Linked DNA regions of Homo sapiens: region 1 is linked to region 2. Evidence: chromatin contacts called from ENCODE Hi-C or POLR2A ChIA-PET data. All regions are on one chromosome and are shown on one strand. The core of a region is the stretch at or near the end of the contact, and the rest is flanking DNA. Distances in the headings are between cores, read along the strand shown. Region 1 has its middle 9.3 kb from the start of CLDND1-AS1. Region 2 holds the start of OR5K1 (olfactory receptor family 5 subfamily K member 1).

The links. A loop is a pair of places that touch in the nucleus more often than their neighbours do. ChIA-PET counts read pairs that join two places held with the same protein, here RNA polymerase II (POLR2A).
Region 1: a loop to region 2 is called in a map with no recorded cell type, with 2.1 times the contacts of the local background. The contact joins the enhancer-like site here to the promoter of OR5K1 in region 2. A Hi-C loop is called at or near these places in 2 of 37 single-sample maps with no recorded cell type. POLR2A ChIA-PET finds 5 or more read pairs at or near these places in 3 of 52 experiments (OCI-LY7, PC-3 and activated T-cell).

What each region holds. Positions count from the first base shown.
Region 1 is chr3:98,511,813-98,514,822 of GRCh38, reverse strand. No RefSeq gene overlaps it. Among named protein-coding and RNA genes, the nearest start is that of CLDND1-AS1, 9.3 kb to the left of the region's middle. Within about 2 kb of position 1,547, at least 5 of the 41 ENCODE cell types and tissues checked have a DNase peak (open chromatin) inside an H3K27ac peak, as active enhancers do; they include PC-3, where a contact is called at or near this core.
Region 2 is chr3:98,461,445-98,464,508 of GRCh38, reverse strand. OR5K1 (olfactory receptor family 5 subfamily K member 1) reads right to left here and starts at 1,308. Exons shown (of 2, transcript NM_001004736.4): 1 at 1,202-1,308.

The DNA.
Region 1 (3,010 bases), core at 298-2,797, 50 kb before region 2:
CATGTTGCAGGGTAGCTGAGGTTATCTTTCCTGCAAAGACTTTTTTTCTTTGGAATATATAGGGCTGTATTGTTCATTTAAATGTGAAACTGATTCTAATCAGGTTGAACCATATGAAACTGCAGATATTCAGCCATTTTTGATCAACCTAATAGATAAAATCAGTGGCAAGGCGAACCCTATTTAATCTTTGAAAGCAACCCCCAAAGTAAAAAATTAATTTTCAGATTTTTCAGAATGAATTTTTTTTTCTTTTGGGGTGGAGTTTCACTCTTGTTGCCCAGGCTGAGTGCAATGGTGCGATCTTGGCTCATCACAACCTTTGCCTCCTGGGTTCAAGCGATTCTCCTACCTCAGCCTCCCGAGTAGCTGGGATTACAGTCATGCACCACCATGCCCAGCTAATTTTGTATTTTTAGTAGAGATGGGGTTTCCCCATGTCGGCCAGGCTGGCCTTGAACTCTCGACCTCAGGCGATCCGCCCGCCTCGGCCTCTCAAAGTGCTGGGATTACAGGCATGGGCCACCATACCCGGCCTCAGAATGAATTTTGTGGCAGTTTAACAAATGTGTTTTAAGACTTTGATTTTATAGCTCCTAACTAAATGATGTGGGTAAATATCCTCTATGATTTTTAGCAAAAGACTCATTTCAAAATTTATTAAGTATAGCCATAAAACACAATTTGGCACAACAACAACAACAACAAAAAAGGAATTCTAGAATTTATTCAGATAACAGTGTGCCTTCTGTCTGCATCATATTACACTAGGATTTCAAATTTATAATCTAATGGGAATGTGTTAAAATTTTACCTGCTGTAGTTGTGTGTGTGCACATGCACACGTGCGTTAAGGGAGAGGATAGGGTTGACAATCACTCCTAGGTGAACTCATTTAGTCATATGATTTGAGAAGAATGAGATGACCACAAACCATATCAATTTAGTTTGTTTTTCCATTCCAGAAACATCACCAAATTGCAGACTAGCACAGTTAAAACCTATAGACCCTGTCATGTTCAATTGACTATAACATATATAGATCGGGCCATTTTAATACTTAGCCTTCATATAAACTTTCACCAAAAATGAAAACCTGTTAACCTAATTTTGCTGATTGAAAAACTTTCTTTTTTGTGAAATGGAGTCTCACTCCGTCACCCAGGTTGGAGTGCAGTGGCCCAATCTTGGCTCACTGCAACCTCCGCCTCCTGGGTTCAAGGGATTCTCCTGCCTCAGCCTACGGAGTAGCTGGGATTACAGGTGTGTGCCACCATGCCCAGCAACTTTTGTATTTTTAGTAGAGATGGGGTTTCACCATGTTGGCTAGGCTGGTCTCAAACTCCTGACCTCAAGTGACTCACCCACCTTGGCCTCCCAAAGTGCTGGGATGACAGGCGTGAGCCACTGCACACGGCCTGATTGCAAAACTTTCTGAAATTCTCTAGCAGCTAAAAGAGCAGTTAATGGGTGCAGCTCTGAAGATGCAAATTGTTATTTCACAAGCTTGATGCAGCTGTGTCCTGGCACAGATGGGTGGAGGCTTTTGTCCTCCTTTCAGCACTCTTCTCAAAGGGAACAGTGATTCATACCTTGAAAAGTGAGGAATAAACAAGGAAACGGATCTAAATTATTTTTCTACTGCTCATCAGGTGTTCTTATACTCCATCGTAATAAGATACATTTTTCCCTGGGGCCAAATTACATGCCATCATCCTGCAAATTCATGATGTGAAAATGCTCAATTGTAAAAAGAGTAACAATTATTTGCCCTATAGAAGAAGTTACCATAGAGTGATTACATTCTCTTCAGTGCCAGAATTTCTATTACTAGCATTACGTGTATACAAATATACATTATTTGACATATAAACATTTACATACTTTCAGCAAACTTCTATAAAAGCAAGATCCAATTTATATTACTTTGTATATTTGCAAAGGTTTAGAAATGTGAAATGAGAATTTTCTTTCTGCCGTACACCTTTTAAAATATCTGAGTTACTAAGTAATGTGTCATCTTTACTGGTCCAGTGTTAGTGTCTCAGTATGTGAGCTTTACCTCACCTGCCCTGCAGCCTTTCAGCCCCTCCCAGTCTTCCGCATTTTGTTCGTTTCTTTCCCCCCTTAGCTTGTATTGTCATTGTATGTTCACAAACATCTTTGGTTCTCTTGCTCCCATAATTTCCTATGACACCTCCCTTCGCAATCCTTAGCCCTATCTTCATAGACTGTGCTGTCCAGTTTTCTTAATCTTAAGATATCAAGGATGGCTGTTCAGAACTACTAAGTTGATTCTATAAAAAAGTATGCTGTTTGACTTCAACTGCTTTATAATTCTAAGCATCTCTAATTATTGATCTTTTAACACCCTGCCACACATTTTCCAAGTCTCTACAAATGTTAGTTGTTGGAAACCTTTATTCTTCCTGCTTAACTTCCATGGAAGGAGTTTATGCTCTCTTTTAGAAGGGAATACTGGAGTCAACTCTTGTAGTATCTCCCAGCCTTATTTGCTTCTCTATATAAAAGAAGAATGTATTATCTGGTTGGAGAGATTGCTGGAATCAGGGCATCCACAAGGAGCAGCATGGTATATGGTGGTTAAGTATTTAGCTTGGGAGACAGAATGCGAGCTTTGTAATCCCAGGTCTATCTTTTGTCTCTTAGCCTTTTTCCAAACACCGCTTTTCCCATCTGTGAAATGCTTTGATTATCATATGTCTCTTAGAGTTGTGATGAGGATTATGTAAATTGCTTAGCATAAAGTAGTCGCTCAAAAACTGCTAGTTATGACTGGCTGCATTGTGAGGGGTTGCCAAGCCTATAAAGTGGTGGCTCTTAGCCTAGGCTGCACATTGGAATTTCCTGGAGAACTTAAATGTTTTCATTCCAGAGAATCTGATTTAGTTGGCCTGGGCTATGGTCGGGTCATTGAAATTTTTAAAACCTTTCCAAGTGATTCCAATGGGCAGTTATATTTGAAAGCTATGTTTAAACGCAAGAAATA
Region 2 (3,064 bases), core at 59-2,558:
CATTGGATGCCTGCTTTATGCTACCTACTTGCTTTGAAAGGTTGACTGACCCTCCTAGATATTTCTAGATAGACAGTTTTCTGGATATTCATTGACCACAACTATACTCCGAAGTTTGGGAACAGAGGAAAACCATTTTGGAAAGATATAAGAAGATCTCTCCTTTTTGGTTTCTGAAGGTATTACTAACTTTCAAATCTCAGATTACTTGAAGTTGGTGTGTATATATATATTTTTTTAAAGTTTATTTTTTGAAACAGGGTCTTACTGTGTCGCCCAGGCTGGAGTGCAGAGGTACAGTCTTGGCTCACTGCAACCTCCACCTCCCAGGTTCAAGGGATTCTCCTGCCTCTGCCTACCAAGTATGAAATTACAGGCATGCGCCACCTGCTTGGCTATTTATTTTTTGTATTTTTAGCAGAGGTGGGGTTTCACCATGTTGGCTAGGCTGGTCTCAAACTCCTGACCTCAAGTGATCCTCCTGCCTCAGCCTCCCAAAGTGCTGAGATTACAGGCATGAGCCACTGCACCTGGCTGATGTACCTTTAAGATCAATATTTTTAAAATAACGTTTGAAACTTATGTAATTTGAATAACTTTTTCATTAACTGCCTTGCCCTTGCCAGCTTGAAGTTATATAATATAAAATTTCCTTCAGTTCACCCAGTTGTCCATTGGTCAGATAGAAATAAATTTTACATTGATATTTTATTTCTCTAAGAATAAAAAAGAAACTAGAACATTCCTCAAAATTATATTGGGATTTGAAAGACTGGTTTGAAATTATAGTCCTTACTTATATAATTTGTTTAATACATAGGAATGCCCAACACAAAAATTTTAAACTCTATTTCATTGTAGAGGTTAATAATTCATTTCATCAAGTTTATAAGTAATAGGACAAACTACATTATTCAAATAAGTTTCAAAGTCTTCATTAATGTATTCTGTTATTACTATAAAAGTGTGCTTTTATCTCTTGATATAAATTTAGACTTCTGTTGAATTCAGAAGTGATACAAATGAATGATAGTCATTTGTCTAAAGCTTACACAATAGACTTTAGATTTAAAAATAATTTAACCAGCTTAAAACATTGAAAAATTAGAGTTTTAAGAAAAAAACCTTAAATAACTTAGAGAAATAAACGTTTCATGTCATTAATATTTCTAGCAAAAATAAGTTTTAAATTCTTTCTCACCTGAATTTTCCCTGGTAAGAGTTTTAAAGGGGCCAGTAGGTTGCCTGATAACAGTTTTTAAAGTAGATCTCACAATTAAGCTCTATCTTCTTGATCATTTAGGAGAATAGTTTTACAAAGAGGTTGATGCCAATATTTATGTCACTGGTAGAGAATGGTTCAGATGTTCGAAATAATTCTAAAGGGATTTAGTTGGCATTGACTTCAGAGCACAGCCTGAGAGACCTAATCCTTTGAACATCAGAGACCTACTAAATTGTAAGAGCACAGTCTGAGAGATGCAATCCTCTGAACATCACAGACCTTACTCCTTTGAGACCTAAAGAGTAAGGCAAATTCCAATTTCTAAACAAATTTTAAGAGCCATGTTTTGGGCACACATTTACCTATGTAACAAACCTGCACATCCTACACATGTTTCCTGGAGCTTAAAATAAGATTTAAAGAAAACAGAAATGTTTTAATTTTTATTCATTTGAGTTTATACTATTTATCCTTACCACCAATCTGAACATAAGATCCTTAGTGGGAAGAAAAAATTCCCACTGCAGTGGTCAGCCAAGGCTTCATGGAGAAAGTGGGAACTGAGCTAGGATTGAGGGCCTCGGAGAGGCGATTGCTTGCTGTGATAAGAAGATGAAAGCGGCACGTTTCCCACCTCTTTTTAATGGCAATATTTAATTTGTAGAATCTTCCTTTGACATTTTATTCATAATGTTGCTAACTTTATACCTTAGTTACTAAAATAAACTTTAGAAAATTTCTTCCAAATCCAGAAGCAGCTGCATGAAAGCCTTCTTTCTTCATAATACCATCCCTCTTTCAGGACTCTCCTATCATTTTGATGTGTTTTTTTGTTTGTATGTTTGTTTCTTTCTTTTTTTTTTTTGATGGAGTTTCACTCTTGTTGCCCAGGCTAGAGTGCAATGGCAGATCTTGGCTCACTCCAACGTCTGCCTCCCAGGTTCAAGCGACTCTCCTGCCTCAGCTTCCCGAGTAGCTGGGATTACAGGCATGCACCACCATGCCTGGCTAATTTTGTATTTTTAGTAGAGACGGGGGTTTCTCCATGTTGATCAGGCTGGTCTTGAACTCCTGACTTCAAGTGATCTGCCCTCCTTGGCCTCCCAAAGTGCTGGGATTACAGGCATGAGCCACCACGCCCAGCCCACTTATGGTGCTATGACACCTACTGATTAACTGATTGCCCACCAATTTCAAGTGTCCATTTGTTTAGGAGAGCTCATCAGGATTTACTGGGGGAAAGCCTCCACCAAAGGAACAATGGAAGAATGACGAATATTGCTCCTACCCAGGAAACTATGTAGGGTCAGTGGAAAGATTCATAGGAGTCAGTGAAAAGAATCATGTAACTCATTTCTTGTTACTCTGATTTTCCTACAAATTTATGAAAATTTTTATGCTTTCTTTGAAATTATGTAAAGTCCTCATATTCAGAACTACAAATCAGCTTCCACTTATTGTATCATTTATTCACGAATTCATGTAGTAAATACTATACGGTGCCTACTTGTTACTGTCATAATTATAGATTCTGTTCTCATGGAACTTACATTCTAATCGAGGGGAGCAGGCAAGCATATATAAATAAATACATGAAGAAGAAAAAAGCAGAAATTACTAAGTGCTATGCTGGAGGTAAGATAGGGTGGATGTGATAAAGAATGCCTAGGAGTTACTTTAGATACAATGATTAGAAAACATGTATAGGAAAAGGTGAGCAGTCAAGCTGAGACATGAGTAGGAAGAAGTCAGCCATGGCAGATGGACACGGTAGGTTATGGAGGAGAGGCAGTGAAAATTCCTCAAGGCAGAAATCACCTATGCATATTTGAGGAACCC